3 separate regions of the Mus musculus genome follow, and all the other regions are linked to region 1. The links are chromatin loops, found by intact Hi-C in ENCODE. Cell type or tissue: heart. All regions are shown on one strand. Links, peaks and the distances in the headings refer to the core of each region. The heading gives the core; the rest is flanking DNA.

Region 1 (5,351 bases), core at 70-5,069:
AAAAAAAAAAAAGAGGTGACCATTGGAAGTAACAGGTGCCAATCAGCTTGGCTTGACAGTGGGCCCAGTGGATGGGTATGAAAACATCAGAGGGCTTGGGGTAGGGCTCAGCTGGGAGAGTGGCTAGCATTCATGATTCCTGGGGTTTGACCCTCTGCAGGCATAAAGCAACAGGCGTAGGGGCCTCTACCTGTAATCCCAGCACTTAGGAGGTAGAGGCAGGAGGGTCAGCTCCAGGTTGCCCTTAGTCACTTTGTAAAATCAAGGGCGGCTGGGCTATGTAAGTCCTGCTTCCAAAAAAGGGTAAGTAAATAATAATAACAACAGGTTGGCCAGAGAGAGGTGCAGTGCTGATCAAGTGCTTCTGAGCGTGCTTAAGGCCCTGGGCTCTGTTTCTAGCACTATAAGCAACGAGAGAGAGAGAGAGAGAGAGAGAGAGAGAGAGAGAGAGAGAGAGAGAGAGAGAGAGAGAGAAGAGGGGCTGGAGAGATGTCTCAGCAGTTAAGAGCACTGACTGCTCTTCCAGAGGTCCTGAGTTCAATTCCCAGCAACCACATGGTGGCTCACAACCATCTGTAATGGGACCTGTTGCCCTCTTCTGGGATGTGGATAGCAACAGTATACTCACATTCACAAAATAAATAAATAAATCCTAAAAAAAAAATCCTCCTTCCCTTCCCTCACTCCCTTTCTCACAACAGTCTCGGGTTTGGCTTAGAGATTGTTGTCCTCTAGCAGTAATCAATAAATCTTTTTTTAAAAAGAAAAAAGAAAGGAAAGAAGAGAGAAAAAAGAACATTAATTATATATCTTAATTCTATTAAATTTTCGTCAACTATACGTCAGAAAAGTGATTAAAGGGGAAACGGGCTGGGAATAAAAACCAAGAGTTAAGAAATGGGGTCAGGGGCTGGTGAGATGGCTCAGTGGGTAAGAGCACCCTACTGCTCTTCTAGACTGCTCTTCCGAAGGTCCAGAGTTCAAATCCCAGCAACCACATGGTGGCTCACAACCATCCATAACAAGATCTGACTCCCGGGCTGGAGAGATGGCTCTGTGGTTAAGAGCACTGACTGCTCTTCCAGAGGTCCTGAGTTCAATTCCCAGCAACCACATGGTGGCTCACAACCATCTGCAATGGGGTCCGATGCCCTCTTCTGGTGTCTGAAGACAGCTACAGTGTACTTACATATAAATAAATAAATCTTAAAAAAAAAAAAAAAAAAAGAAATGGGGTCAGCGTCATCTGCTGCCGCTCCAGCCACTTCCCCCCATGACATGTCTGTTGGCCTATGTATCAACCATGAGTGAGGTGTCTGGGACACAAAGGAGCCAGATGGGCCAGGGTGCCTGCCCTCTGGAGCCCATAGCCTGGGTTCAGTACATACTCACTTCCCCATGAGTGGGTGCTCTACCAATCAATCATGTCACCTTGGGGACCAGGATCCAGCCTCAGCCCTTGTCCCTTTTACTGTGTATCCTCATCTAACAAAGGTCTACTGACAGCAAGCAGGCAGCCTGCTTCTGTATGTCCTACACCTTGGCACTGCCCTGCCCAATGCCCTCCCCAGCCATTGACCCTGTCTCCCCAACAACACCAAGTATCTCCCTCTAGGACCAGTCATAGGCAGGCCATAAAGGCATTCTGAAATTTGTTTCTTCTTTTGTTCATTACTTAGTATTTTCATATGTTTATGTGCTTGTCTGCATGAGTTCATGTGCACCACAGGGACCCAAGGAGGCCAGAAGAGGGCATCAGATCTCCTAGAACTAGACACATAGGAGCTTCTAAGCCACTAGATGGGTGCTGGGAACCAAACCCAGGTCTTCTTCAAGAGCAGTCAGTGCTCTTAACCACTGAGCCACCTCTCCAGTCCCTTATTTCCTCTTTTAAAAAAAATTATTTATTTATTTATTTTATGTGCACTGGTGTTTTGTCCACATCTTGTGTATATCTTGTGTGAGGGTGTGTCAGATCTTGGAGTTATAGACAGTTGTGAGAACCCGGGTCCCCTGCAAGAACAGTCGGCGCTCTTGACCACTGAGCCATCTCCCCAGCCCCTTGTCTCCGTTCCTAATGCCCTTTCCTGACCTCGCGGTTTTGTTCACATCTCATTATGTCCTTGTTGGGTCTCTTTGCTGGAGGATTCATTCAAAGGCTTCTCCCATGATACAGGGACATCGCTAAACGATAAAGTGCTTGCTGACCAGTTTGCTGTGTTCTGGTGAGACACGGGCACGAGACAGTCTACATAGAACTCAGGCTCCATCTTCAGCGGAGGGAGAGAGACCCTCCAGCAGAGGGCAGGAAGGAGGGAAGAGCTGGAAAGAAGGAAACCAAAGACAATCTCCCATAGTCTCTGCCCCGCTCAAGCTGACTCTCTACTCTCTTTTCCAAACCCAACCCCAAGTACGTTCTCATCTTCACCGTTCCTCCAAATCTCACACTGCTAAGGCTGCTGATAAATCTGCCCTGTTCTTCATCAACCGGTCACAAGCTTCGCCCAGCCTGTCTCCACAGCACCGTGCCTCACCCAGTTGAGACATGACATTCCCCTGCCTGTTTCTCCTCACACAGCCGTCACCCCTCCTCGGCCTCCCCTACCGTTCCAGCTACCCCTGCATTTCCACAGAGGCCCTGGAAACCCCTCTATCCCTCTCCTCAGGCCAGGAGAATCCAACAGTTCTCTGACTGTCTTCGCCAAGCTGCTGATGCTCAGGGCGTGTGCAGAGCTGTAGAGCTAGCCTTGAGCTCTTCCCCAAACGATGAATCCAGGAGACTGCTTTGTGGCTGTTGCGTTCTCATAGTCAGTGGATGCGTGGGTGATTTTATGAATGGAGACCTCAATTCCCCGTATAAAAAGATTTTTTAAATGGAAGCAAGGCAGTAGAGAAGCAAATCTTTTGTAGTAACAAGATGTCCTGACTGCCTCTGCACACGCTGGGGGTGGACACTTTTATTAGCTCTTTCCTACTTTTATTGGTATGGAGGAAAGGAAACTCCAATAGCGTTCAGAACCCTCTCTGGCCAGCAGAGGGAGCCAAATGATCGTCAATCCTGTACAGGGTTTGGGATGCCAGGCTGTATGTAGCAGAATACCAGCTCTTAATGTAATTTGAGAGTCTTCGATGCGTGTTTAAAAGCACTAACCATGCTCATTATAGAGTGCCCGGAGGCTCCACGAAGCTCCTGCTGCACTGAGGACTTAAAATCCTCCACAAGCGTGTAACAATACCCTTAGAAGCTGGCCAGTCCTTACGGCCTGCAGTCTTCTTGCTCGCCCCGGAAAGCGGGTGTCCTTAAGCCCTCTGCAGCTGACCAAGTCACAGGCCTAGCAAATGGTGCCATCAAGAGTTGAGCCACAAACCGAATGCCACCTCTGTCTAGCCTGCACCAGACTTTTCAGACTTTGATCCACGATTATCAGATTGGATTGCGCATATGCACCACCAGGAACTTTATTTACAGCGGGAGCTTTTTACAGGGGCCTTAGCAGCTGAGGCTGCCTATGTGGCACACGGGGCAGAGCTGAGGCTCTCTGCTCCTCACCAGTGCCCTGGCATTGCCAAGCTGTTAGCCCTTGTGCCCCACACAGTGGAGCAGAGCCCATGATTGCTCCCGCCTCTCCAGCTCAGGCTGGTGAGATGCAGGTTCCTATTGAGGCTGACACGCCTGTTACATGGGACAGATGCCAACCCCAGAGACACAAGATACACAGGGGATGACGCTTACAGACGATCGGAGGGTCGGTATTGACTACAAAGTGAAAAGTTCCCGAATCCTTCTTAAATAGCTCTTAGCTACTTCCATATTGTTTCCTGGTTGAAAGCAGGGGTGTCTTTGAACCCCCGAGATGGGCAGGGGCGGAGGGGAGGCCTGATGTCTTCGTCCCTCTCATCCCACAATCTTTGGTTCCCACAGATTTATTTCTGGGAAGTCCAACGGAGGAACCTCACAGAGAGGGTGAAGACTCTCTTCTTGGCTGAGAACAGCGTGAAACTCAAGAACCTGACGGGCTACACAGCCTACATGGTCAGCGTGGCAGCCTTCAATGCTGCGGGGGATGGGCCGAGGAGCACCCCGACCCGGGGCCAGACTCAGCAAGCAGGTAGGGAGAAGTCTCTTGGGGAGGTCAGGGTTTGGGGGACAAACTGGTGTCCACGTCTGGTGTCGGAGCTTTCACGCAGCCGGGGAACTGGGTTCGGATACCCAGGCCCCACTTCCAGATGCCCTGTGGAAAGAAAAGCCCAGCCTGCAAAGAAGGCTCTATGTGTCCATAAAAAAAAGAAAAGAAAAGAAAGAAAAAAAGAAACTCTCACTGGGAACCTTGAGAAAGTCCCCAGATCTCACCTAGCCTGTTCTGCCCACCTTGTCTCAGCTTTTGGGACAGCCGCCACTCCCCGCCCCTGTTTGGCTTTCTCCTCCTTTCTTGTCTCCTTGCCTTTGCTCAGCACACCCCGCGTTCATTGTCTTCTGTGAGCCCACACTTTTGCTTCACACTGGTGATGAAACAATGATTTTTTTTTTAAAAGTAAGTCTGTGTCCTGCTGAGGCCAGGGGACAGGACATAAACAAGCACAGCACAGATGAGCTGGCTGGGGGGTAGGGGGAGCTAAGGGGAGCAGGGTGTGGTTCACAAGATGGCTGGCTACACCTGAGCTGAGCTTTGAGCCAGAGGAGACCAGCTGTGGGAAGTTCTGGAGACAAGCAGGAAGCCGGAAGCAGGATTCCTGTCAGAAGGACCAGCAGGTGCAGAGGCCAGGAGGCTGGAGGGGATTCGAGGGACAGACCCCGGTGTTGACAAGAGAGGTGGAGTGAGGCCCGATTCCCAAGGGTCTGGAGAACAGGATTTGTGTTGAGTGTGATGGGGAGACTCAGAGGGTTGGAGCGGTTAAGAATTAGAACTCTGCCTCAGTGGTTAAGAGTACTGGCTGAGCTGGGCAGTGGTGGAACACACCTTTAATCCCAGTACTCAGGAGGCAGAGGCAGGCAGATTTCTGAGGCTAGCCTGGTCTACAGAGTGAGTTCCAGGACAGCCAGGGCTATACAGAGAAACCTTGTCTCAAAAAAAAAAAAAAAAAAAAAAAAGCACTGGCTCTTAAAAACCCGGGGTTCAATTCCCAGCACCCACGTGACAGCTCGTAACTGCCTGCTACTCCAGTTTCAGGGGACCTGATACTCTCACACAGGCATGCAGGCAAGCAAAAACACCAATGAACATGAAATAAAAATAAACAAATAAAATTTTCAAAAGGGCGGATTTCTGAGTTCGAGGCCAGCCTGGTCTACAAAGTGAGTTCCAGGACAGCCAGGACTATAAAAAGAAACCCTGTCTCAAAAAACCGAAAGA
Region 2 (5,351 bases), core at 218-5,217, 110 kb after region 1:
TTCTCTGAACCCTAAGAAAATACAACCAAGGCTGGATATGGTGGGGCACCCCTCTAATCTCGGCACTAGGGAGGCTAAGGCAGGAGAATCCGGGATTCAAGGCCAGTCTCAGCTACAGAGGAGTTCAAGGTTAGGCTGCACTACAGGAGACCTTGTCTAACAACAAGAAAGGAAATAAAAATTAGCATTCAAGTATGGTGGTGCACACCTTTAGCCCCAGCACTCAGGAGGCAGGCAGATCTCTTGAGTTTGAGGCCACAGTAAGTTTCAGGACATCCAGGGCTCCACAGTCAAACCCTGTTTCAAAACGAAGCCAACAAGGAGCTGGAGAGCTGGTTCAGTGTTCAAAGCACTTGTTATTCTTCCAGAGAACCTGCATTTGGTTCCCGGAACTCACAAGGCAGCCCACAACTGCCAGTCACTCCGGGGCGGATCTGATGCCCTCTTCTGGACCCCTCGCCTGCCACACACATTATGCACACACAACATGCAAGCAAAACACCCAGACACACACACACACAAATCCTTCAAGAAACAAGAAATAAAAATAAATAAAGGCTGCAGAGCCAAGCCCGTGTCAAGCCTGCGGCCTGTTAGTCTCAGTGACAGTTACCACAAAGGGAAAGCAATAGGATCCTGTTCCCCACTCCAGGCCTGGCCAGTCAACCCCCAGATGACTGTCAGGAATAGCCTTGAACGGAGCACCTCTCAGTCTCTGTTGGGCCCAGGCCAGGCCAGGCCTCCCCAAAGGAGATGTGTTTGGTACTGCCACTTGGAATGCTCACCGGTACCCCCCCCCCCCCCGGCCCCGACCCCCGCCATCTTCTTCCTACTCGCCTGCTCTTTATAACTTTTATTTTAGATGAAAATGTCATGGTAACTCCCAAAGGGGAAATCCTGCATCACTTGTTGGAAAGAGAAGGTCACTGTGTAAATAAAGCCACGAGGTTTAGAAGTCTGGGCCCTAAAATTACCTTGTGTGGTCAGGTCTCCTCCAGCCTCTGTCGGGGCCAGGTCCTGGGCTCGCTCTTACCACCCCTTTCATTCTGTCCCTCCCTCCTCCCCCTCCCTCCTCCCCATGGTGATTTCTCTAGCCTCCTTCCTTGGCTCCAGTGAACTTACCCACTTGAGAGCAGCTTCTTGATCAACCTGTGTTTAATATAAACCTAACTGGCTCATTTCACCTGTGGAGAACTAATTTATCAGATGGGGCTGTGTGTTATATTTCATAACACTGGGTACCTTGAAGGGGCAAAGTCTTTCTCAGGGCAGGGGAAGTTCGTCCCAGTCCAGCGTTCTAGACTGCCTTCTCCAAGGAGCCAGCCAGTGCCTCTGGCAGTTCATGAGGGTGCCTGAATGTCTTTCTAGAATAAACAGACGAAGTTTATCTGGAGGCTGGTCCCCATAAGTCACTGCCTAAAGCATTTTCACTTAGAAAGATCCCTTTAATCTTTCATCCCTGAGTCCCCGGGTTTGATGAGCAGATGTGGTCCTGCATGGGACCACTTTTGCATGCAAGTAATTATTTATGCGCAGATGTGCAAGCTCACCATCGTGATTTGCAATCTAAGGTTTTGCTCTCAACAGTGGGTGAATACCTCTAATATTACAAAAAGCAGCCGGGCGTGGTGGCGCACGCCTTTAATCCCAGCACTCGGGAGGCAGAGGCAGGCGGATTTCTGAGTTCGAGGCCAGCCTGGTCTACAGAGCGAGTTCCAGGACAGCCAGGGCTACACAGAGAAACCCTGTCTCGAAAAACCAAAAAAAAAAAAAAACAAACAAAAAAAAACAAAAAAAACTTATATGACTTATATGCTAGGTGGTACATGCCTTTAATCCTGGAACCTAGGAGGCAGTTGTCCTTAAAATATCATATGTGTGTATGTGTGTGTGTATCATCCCTCACACCTCCAGTACCCCCACTTGCTATGCAGACCAGGCTGCCCTCAAACTCAAGAGATTTGTCAGCTTCTGCCTCCCAAGGGCTGGAATTAGACTCTAGAGGAGTGTACCACCATGCTCTGCTTCGGTGTCTATTCTAAAAATACTACTGAACTGCAAGTGGTCTTGGGAGATGTGTAGCGTACACGAGGAGACCAACTGAAAGGGGTTGACCCCATGATGCAGCATCTATCTATAGTTGGCATCTGTGGTGGACTGAGACTTGGTGGAGATCCCGCTGTTTTGGAGTCAGTTAACTTCTGTAAGCAACACCTTACCCACGCTCTGTAAATAAGCTCAACAAACTCACGGGCATGCACATGTGCACGCACATACATTGTTGAGGCCTGGCAGCGCAGGAAAGAACATTTAGTAACTGTCAGGACTGAAAGGAGTAAAGGCCTGTGCAAAAGATGGGAGTGCAGGCTGGAGTGTTGCTGCCACCTGCTGGCCAAGATCTGGAACAGCAATGTGCAGCCCAGCAGGACAGACTGGTAGTTTTGAGTCCAGAAACACTAAGATGGCCTAGGATGTGCCAGTAAGCCCTTTTGTGAAAGGAGACAGGACAGATCACAGTCCTCTTCTGATCTAACTTAAGATCCTTGTTTGGCAGTTGCAGGCGGCCCGTGCCTCCAAGGCTGCCTCCTTGTAGAAATGCAGCTGACCAAGGCTTGGTTCACCGCATAGACACAGCCCAGCCCAAGCTCACCCCTAACGCAGTCCTTCTGAAAGGTTCCCTGGGGCCCAAATAGAACCTCTACTCTGTCCACGGTACTTTCTGCAAAACACCCCTGCCCTTCCTGGGACTCTGAAATGGTAGCGTGTTTCTAGTTGAGATAGATGACCAGAAGGTAACTTCCCCTTTCAGTGTTAGAGGCCTTCCAAAGATGGTGACAGGGGGAAGACAATTCCATGGCAGGGTCAAGGTAAATCAGGGCGGGGCTGTGGAAGTGTGAACCTGGTTATAGACAAAAGACCGATGGGCTTTTCAGGGAACTGCAGCAACAAGGAATGCCTGTTCCTGCACTTGAAGCCAGTTCTCAAGCTCCAGGACTGCCCGTGGTATAACCAAGGGTTCTGCAAGGAAGGTAAGAGCTTGCGAGACAGGGATAGGATGCCCGAGGGATGCGGGTGTTCCCGATGGAGATGCTCAGCAAGCAAGGAGTAACATTCCCCATGAAACTGGGCCATATAACTACCCCAGTGGAACGCCTTTCTGAGGTTGTCCGAGGCTTGTATGCCGGTGGAGAAATCTGAGACATTGGGAGACTCAGCCTGGTGTCGGCATGACAGGCTTCTCAGGGAAGGCTGTGAGATTCACACCCTATTCTCAGCGGGTGGATGTAGGACCTTGGCTGAGAAGACTAGTAGAAAGTCTAGTCCATGAGAGACACAGCTCCCAGGTGCTGAATGCCACCTAAATTCCACCCTTTCCCTGTCTCCCTCTCTTCCTGCAAACTTGGAAGGTTGTGTTCCCATGGGTCTCTGGGTCTTATCATATGTGTCCCGTGGGCCTCCGGGTGAGCGTCTTAGCACTGGGTTGGGAGTGGCTTGAGCATGCTCGCCATTCAGTACCTGCTTTATGCTGGGGGAAGGCAAACTGTGGGGATGGAACCCAGGGCCTGGAGCATGGTCCACCTGTGCTTTACCATCGAACCACATGTCCAGCCCTTACCTGAGCCAAGGTCTCTGCCCCATCTGTCTCTGGCTTCAGGGACATCAGCAATGTCCCTTACCCACCCCGTCTCCAGTGGAGAGCCTGCTACAGCCTGAGCTTTTCCTCATAGCTATTCGTGTATTCTTCCCTCTGGGTGAAGCAGACCCTCGCGGCCATTTGCTCTTTGTCTAGTAGGTCCCCTGTGTAAATACCGCCATGTTCATCAAGTACTGTGTCCCAACTACTTCACCGGCTTCTGCCCCGAGGGACCTCAGTGCCAATTTGGGCAGTAAGTATGATCCTTCTAGTCTCCAATCCACCGGAGTGCTGGCCCCTACCTTCTGGATCTAGATCCTGACATGATGTGATTCCCTTTGCCCTTGGTGGGAGGTCATCTAGCAAGTGTCTCCCTAGGGATTTTCGCTGCTGCCCCACCCTGGAGGTCTGGGTCCTGTTGGCTGAGTGGGCTCCAGCCTTCCCTGTTAACATGCATGTACTCTCAGGAAGGGGTGCAGGTGGGGGTGGGAGCAGGGCTAGCAGGCTATGGCCCACTCTAACACACACACTCGCGCCACCCCCTCCTATGTCTCCCTCTCCTCCCCTCAGCCCTAAGATGAGTCCTCCGTTCCATCCCAGTAATGTGAAGGTAAGTTAGCGCTCTGCTGTTCACATGAGGGCCTCTCTCTTTTGGCTCCCATACCTGTCTGTGCTTCCTCGAGCTATACTAGTCTCAGGAGACCCCACTCTTACACCATGCACCTGCATGCGGTAGCTCCTCTCAGCCTCTCTCAGCCCATGATGTCTGCACCTGGAAGGGTCACCCAGAGAGGCCTGCCTTCCTTTCTTTTCTTTAGCTGGGTAACACGGGGATGCTTTCTTTCTTCCTTGTTATTTTTATTTCTTTGTGTATATATATGTACATGCACACTTGCCACCGTGAATGTCTGCAAGTCAGAGGACACCTTGGAACAATTGGTTCTCTGCCGTCTGGGTCCTGAAGGTAGAACCCAGGCCGTCAGGCTCCCCTGCAACCGCTCTTACCAACCGAGCCATCTTGGCATCCCACACCAGTGGGGTTCACTGACAAACAAATCAGGACACAGTCCAAAGCCAGCTTTCTGAATGAAAACTATGACGAGTCATATATTTTCCTGGTCCCGAGGGGGAGACATCTTATCCCCATGGTTACCACGCATCAGTGAGAATTCACTTCAAGGCTCAGCAGGCTAATCATGCTCTCCGGACCACACCTCAGTGAACCACGGGTCCTCACTAGCCAGGCAGGTGTTCCAGAGCTACAGACGAGCATCCTAGCCTCTCTATGCTTGTTTGCTCTCCCTCCCTCCCTCCCTCTTCCCTCACCCTCAACCCCTCTCTTTTTAGAGATAAGTGTCTCACTATTTAGATTTGGTTGAGGCCTGGCTGGCCTGGGACCCTTGCTGTGTAAACTAGACTGGCCTGGAATTCAGAGATCATCTGCCTCTGCCTCCCCGGTGCTGAGATGAAGGTGTGTGCCACCACGCCTGGATAACGGCTTTCGATAACTAGGGCGATGCGAACAGTTTTTAAGAGGCTGCGAGGAGGGCATGAGAGGTGGTTCACAGTGGGTACTGCTCTTACAGAACCCCAGTTTAGTCCCAGCACCCGGGGGGATCTGATTCCTCTGACCGTTGTGAGCAACTGCATGTACTACTTGCACATACCACAACACGTACATACTCAGTTAAAAGGCAAAATGTTAAGAGGTTGCAGG
Region 3 (5,351 bases), core at 218-5,217, 60 kb after region 1:
GAAATCCCAGTTTCTAAATCCGAGTCACTTGGCACCAATGCTGTGTTTTATAAAAAAGAACAAGAAGCCAGGGTTATGTTTGGTGGAGGCGCGGTATGGTGTGGGGAAGGGGGTGCCTCTGCGGGCCCATGCTGAGGCACCCCTTCCCCCTGAGGGACCAGCCACACGATGGTATAGTATGGAATAAAGTTTATTTAGGGCATAGGGAGGGGAGTTGAAGGGGTAGCAGAGACAGAGAAAGGCAGAGAGAGGAGAGAAGAGAGAAGAGAGGAGAGAGAGAGAGAGAGAGAGAGAGAGAGAGAGAGAGAGAGAGAGAGTGTAAAGGAGTAGAGGCCGGCCATAAACATGGGGGGGGGGAGAAAGAGAGGGAAGAGAGGGAGTAAGAAGAGCGAGAGAGGACTCCTTTTTTTGTTTGTGTTTTTTTTTTTTTTTAAAGATTTATTTATTTACTATATGTAAGTACACTGTAGTTGTCTTCAGATACACCAGAAGAGCGCACCAGATCTCATTACGGGTGGTTGTGAGCCACCATGTGGTTGCTGGGATTTGAACTTCAGACCTTCGGAAGAGCAGTCGGGTGCCCTTACCCACTGAGCCATCTCACCAGCCCCCTGTTTGTGTTTTTTGAAGACAGGGTTTCTCTGTGTAGCCCTGGCTGTCCTGGAACTCACTCTGTAGACCAGGCTGGCCTCGAACTCAGAAATCCGCCTGCCTCTGCCTCCAGTGTGCTGGCATTAAAGGCGTGCACCACATTGCCTGGCAAGAGATCCTTTTATAGTGAGTCTGGCACACCTGGCTGTTGCCAGGTAACTATGGGGTGGAGCCTAGAAGGAATGTCAACAGGTGCTGTACCCATTTGAGAGATGGGAAGGCTTGTGGGCCAGTGAGGGGCAGAGTTGAAAGCCAGAGGCAACACAACTCTCTCCTACTGGTTTGCCCTAGTGCCCTGTTACAGCTACCTCTGACCCACAGACCTGACTCCGACACTGTTGTCTATTCTAAACCACATTTCTCTTTCATCTTGACAACCTCCAGGTGAGGGACCCATACAAGGACAGTCAGAGTAGGGGGAGGAGGTATAAATTCCCCATGGTAACCCAATCACGGTCAGAACCCCAGGGATATCCCCATCCCAAGTTACTTTGGACCCCGTGTTTTAGTTTCACTAATTTTGACATCTCTTTTGGTTGGTGGTGGTGCTGGGCTTGAATTGAACCAGCCTCGTGCTCCGCAGCCGGAACTGGACCCCTAGACCAGACACTGAACTTTTTTTTTTTTTTTTTTTTTTTTTTTTGGTTTTTTGAGACAGGGTTGTTTCTCTGTATAGCCCTGGCACTCACTTTGTAGACCAGGCTGGCCTCGAACTCAGAAATCTGCCTGCCTCTGCCTCCTGAGTGCTGGGATTAAAGGCGTGCACCACCACTGCCCAGCGACACTGACCTTTTAGGTTTGATTTTCACACAATATGGACAGTTTGAAGTTTTCATGGATAGACGGGGAGATGGGGGAGAGGTCGGGGATGGGGTGGGATCCTGAGAGACAGGGTTTCCAGAGGACAGTGAAGGAGCTGAGGGACCGTGAGGCAACTCTGGGGAAAAAGGAGGCTGAGGCCTACACCACCCCACCCCCACTTCCTTTAAGTAGTTAGGGAACTTTCACTTTGGGTTGGCTCCGTTTCCTCTTTATTGACTATTTCGCCCCTGGCTTTTATTGCTTTTAATGATCATTCATAGGTGGGGCTTCCTCTACCCAAGCACGCGGGATTTAATTCCGGGAGGTTCCCTGGGAGGGTACTTAAGAGCCCATGATCACCAGACAGAGCTATCAAAGCCAGGTCACCTTGCTGAAAAGTTCCTCCACTGCTCAGACCGGGTCTGGACTCGGGCGGACCTGCTTCTCCCGCCCTCCAGATGGAGAGGGAATCCACGGAGCCCAAGCTCCTGCTCGTGGTCCAGAAGTGGGTAACGTCCTGGAGGGAGTTGTTTTCTTACCATTGTTCAAAACTGGAAGAGCCAAGAGAGAGCTTCCCCTTGGTTCCTGGGGAGGGGATGTGCTCCTGTTTCTGCGGACCGCACGTCGGTTCCGCGGCAGAGCACTGGGGGCTGTGGGGCGCGACTCCTCAAAGCAAGACCTGCTCTGTCTACCCTACTAGGAGCTTGTGGGGGGCGTCTCAGGCTTTTAGATTTGAACCTGGGAGGCCAAGCAGCCGAGTTGAGTTCCGTGGCAGTCATTGGCTGCTGCGACGGAGTGACATCAGCGCGGAGGGAAATGGGAGGGAGGGCTGGGAGGAGCCTGGGAGGGGAGTGTCCTAGCTTCTAGCACACTCGGAGCCCCGGGAGCCAGAGGAAACAAACGCCGGCGCTGCCATGGGTCGCCAGCCTTGCCGAGGCGCCAAGCACACCGAGGGGAGCGTACAGCCGCACCTGGTCCGCGCTCGGGGAGCTGGGGACCGAGGTAGGCGACGAGCATCCGTTTGTGGCCCAGTGGCCGCGTGAGGCCTGGGTAGGCTCGAGACCCCTGGTGACGTGGAGAAGGTAGAAAGACCCGGGGATGGGGAAGATGAGGACCTAGGAGCAGGGCGCGCGCGCACACAAACACACCCCTCTGTGCCCAGCGTGGGTAGGCATGCCTGGGACCAGACCCAGAGTCACATACCGTGTCCCAGAAAATCATTTGCGGAGGAGGGGGTAACAACAGGGCTCAGCGTCGCCAGTACGCCCCGATCTGGCCACGGGGACTGTTCGGGGTGGGGTGAGTGGGCAGGTTTTAAAGGTCCACCCCCTCGCGCAGGAATGGGGTGTGTGTTGCCGTGGGCAGGCACACAACAATCGGCGGCGGTCGCCCCGAGGGGGGCGTGTGCGCACAGACTTCTCCATGAATAACCGCTGAGTTCGTCGGTAGTGGTAGAGGGGTGTACGCGTGCTCTCCCGTGTACACACACTGCTTTAGGCGCCACCCGGTGTCGCCCGGCCGGGGAGAAAGGAGGGCAAGAGCCGGCTGGAAGGCAATAGCCTAAAGAGCAAATACTCCCCGCCCGTCGGAGCCCTTCCTTCTCCCGCCCCGCCCGCCTCCCTTGGAAGACTTGGAGGCCAAGGCCGCAAGAGGCGCAGGGTGGGGCTGGGCCGAGCTGGCGGTCCCTTAGAAACCTGGGACGAGGCTTTACGCGGGGGGACCTGCGCGCGCGCCCGGTACGTCCGAAGCATGGGGCTCGAGGCTTTTTCAGGGGCGAGTAGGTAGCGGTTGGTTAATGATTTAACCGCTGGCTTGGGACGTTGAAGGCTGCGATCCTGATCTCTGGCTCCTCCCCATTCCTGGAGCGCCCCCAGCCGGAGGAACAAATCTGCCCTCCTGTGTCTGTGGCGTCGTCTGCTGGAGCTGCCTTTCCCCTTTGGGGGACCCCTGGTTGCTGTGGGTGAGTGTCCTAGACTGGCGGGGTGGATGGCGGTTGAGCTTCCTGGGAACAGACCGTAGGACTTGCGTGTGTGCCTGCGGGGGGAGGGGCGCTCCCTCTCTGTTAACTCAAACCAGGTTCCTTGTGTTTGCCCAATGAAATACTGCGGCCTGGGCTTCGGAAGTTTTCTTTTTCTCCCGGGGAGAATGAAAAGGAAATACAATGCTTTCTCTTTTCTTCTTGGCTGGGAACTTCTCCCTCCCCCCCCTTCACCCACCCTCCAACAGTCTCACCTCTTGCAATCTGACCGGCTCCCACGTCTCTCCCTGGGCCGACAGCTCCCATTCTTTGCCCAGGTAGTTGAGCCGTTGAATGAGGAAAGCTTCCTTGTGGGTGTCTTTACTTTGAAACCTCTTGTCCATTCTCGCTGGAGCGGTTGGGATACTTTTCATCCTTACCCCCAGCAACCATCTGGACCCGAGATCTGGGGAGCATAAACAATGAGAGGCCCCTGGCAGGGGGCCTCTGCCTTGCAACTTCTTTGCCCTGTCTGGGTTTCCAGTAACGCCTGCAGCAGCCTCTCCCGCCCCTTTCTGAGGCCTGGCTGGAGGAGGGGGGGACCACCAGTGGGATGGAGTGAATTTTAAAGAACAAAGAACAGGGCCCACAGCATGGGGAACCTTAGCTACAGGTTTCTCCCAGAACTGGGGAGGTGGGGTTGGAGGGACGTGCTGGAGCAGAGCCAGGCCTCTGGGCAGCCCAAGGGCAGTTGGCAATAGTGGGGCATCACTAGAGACCGGGAAGCTACTATGCATGTCAGGGAGCTGATACAGGGCTGAGTGTGGGAGGGACCATGTGCTACCAGCCCTGATCAGCTGCCTGTATGTGACTACTGATTAATGTGGTTTATCTCCTCTGTGAACAGGGACTTTGCCCCTTAACTATTTCCCACTGAGTGGAACCTTGGGAGATACGGGCGGGAGGAGAGCTTCTCAGCTCCTGGTGATCGATCTTAGCGCGGACTTTAAGGAGCTGGATGCTAAAGCGAGCCTGCTCCCAAAGCAGTATTGATGTGGGGGTGTCTCGGCCCCTCTGGTAACTTCTCGGGGTTTGCAGGACCCTTTGCTCATGCTGTCTGTATGCTCGTGCTGTTCCTCTGAGCACTTCTTCCATTTTGGGGGGGGGGCTCCTGTCTCCCTCTCTTTTGAACCCTCCTTTCCCCCCTCAGTTTGTGGCTCGCATATGCCTGCTTTCGAGTTCTTGTTCTGATCCTGTGTGTGCGCCCAGCCTTCTTTTGAAACTGACCATCCGAGCTTCCCAGCAGGAAGTCGCAAGCAAAGGGAGAGTTTCCCTGTGTAAAGCTGTGGTCCCAGGGGTGGTCTCCTGCTGACCTGTAAAGGGATCCTAGACCCTCCCTTCAGAGCTTTCTCCAGGAAGGCCTGGGTCGCTCGTGGTTCAGCAACACCCTCCCCCACCCCTCCCCCACCCCTCCGCAACTGCAACTGCTTTCCCATGGCCTGGACAGGCCGTGCCCATCTGTGGCAGGCATGGTGTTTGATGTTGGTGTCTCCTTCTCTTCCTCTTTTCCTTTATCCCTGCCTCCTGCTTCCCTTGAAGTTTGGATGGAATTGGCAGGGGAGGGGCGTCTGCAAGTCAGCATCCCGGATGGCCTCGGAGGAGCGGAGGAGCGGCTCCAGCTGTTCTGGTTGGGACATCCATGCCACCGTCTCAGCCCCACAGACACTTAGGCGCTTGCCCCTGCCGGGGGAGGGAGGACTCTGCCCCTCAGAAGAACAGAGGCGCTGGGTTGATGCCAGCGATAAGGCTGGGGAGTGGAGGGGGTTGAGCAATCTCACCCTGGCAGTTGATCATGGACCTGAGCTATGGTTAGGTCCTCTTCTGACCGAAGGACCGGAAGCTTCCTCAGCCTTGGGAGAAGGGACCAAGTCCCAGAGCCAGG

The links. Hi-C counts contacts between places; a loop is a spot of excess contacts. Peaks named below come from ENCODE experiments on the same cell type or tissue, not always from the same donor. Only the 100,000 strongest peaks of a DNase experiment are listed, where the experiment ranks them.
Region 2: it touches region 1 in a loop (9-fold over the local background); 39 of 42 quality-filtered maps call a loop at or near these places.
Region 3: a loop joins it to region 1, with 4 times the contacts of the local background. A loop is called at or near these places in 17 of 42 quality-filtered maps.

The regions. Positions count from the first base shown.
Region 1 is chr11:113,809,087-113,814,437 of GRCm38, reverse strand. Sdk2 (sidekick cell adhesion molecule 2) reads left to right here. Exons shown (of 45, transcript NM_172800.3): 37 at 3,923-4,109. Among named protein-coding and RNA genes, the nearest start is that of Gm51930, 7.6 kb to the right of the region's middle. In heart, for the core only: CTCF peaks have their summits at 2,280 (motif pointing right) and 3,030 (motif pointing right); DNase peaks (open chromatin) are centred at 3,047 and 3,682; H3K4me3 peaks cover 796 bases; H3K27ac peaks cover 1,563 bases.
Region 2 is chr11:113,700,949-113,706,299 of GRCm38, reverse strand. It overlaps Cpsf4l (cleavage and polyadenylation specific factor 4-like), which reads left to right. Exons shown (of 8, transcript NM_026682.2): 4 at 2,934-3,029; 5 at 3,791-3,887; 6 at 4,205-4,244. Among named protein-coding and RNA genes, the nearest start is that of Cpsf4l, 5.9 kb to the left of the region's middle. In heart, for the core only: a CTCF peak has its summit at 2,390 (motif pointing left); a DNase peak (open chromatin) is centred at 2,389.
Region 3 is chr11:113,748,791-113,754,141 of GRCm38, reverse strand. Cdc42ep4 (CDC42 effector protein (Rho GTPase binding) 4) reads left to right here and starts at 2,327. Exons shown (of 2, transcript NM_001163346.1): 1 at 2,327-2,454. In heart, for the core only: a CTCF peak has its summit at 3,321; DNase peaks (open chromatin) are centred at 2,371, 3,221, 3,361, 5,081 and 3 weaker places; H3K4me3 peaks cover 3,745 bases; H3K27ac peaks cover 3,808 bases.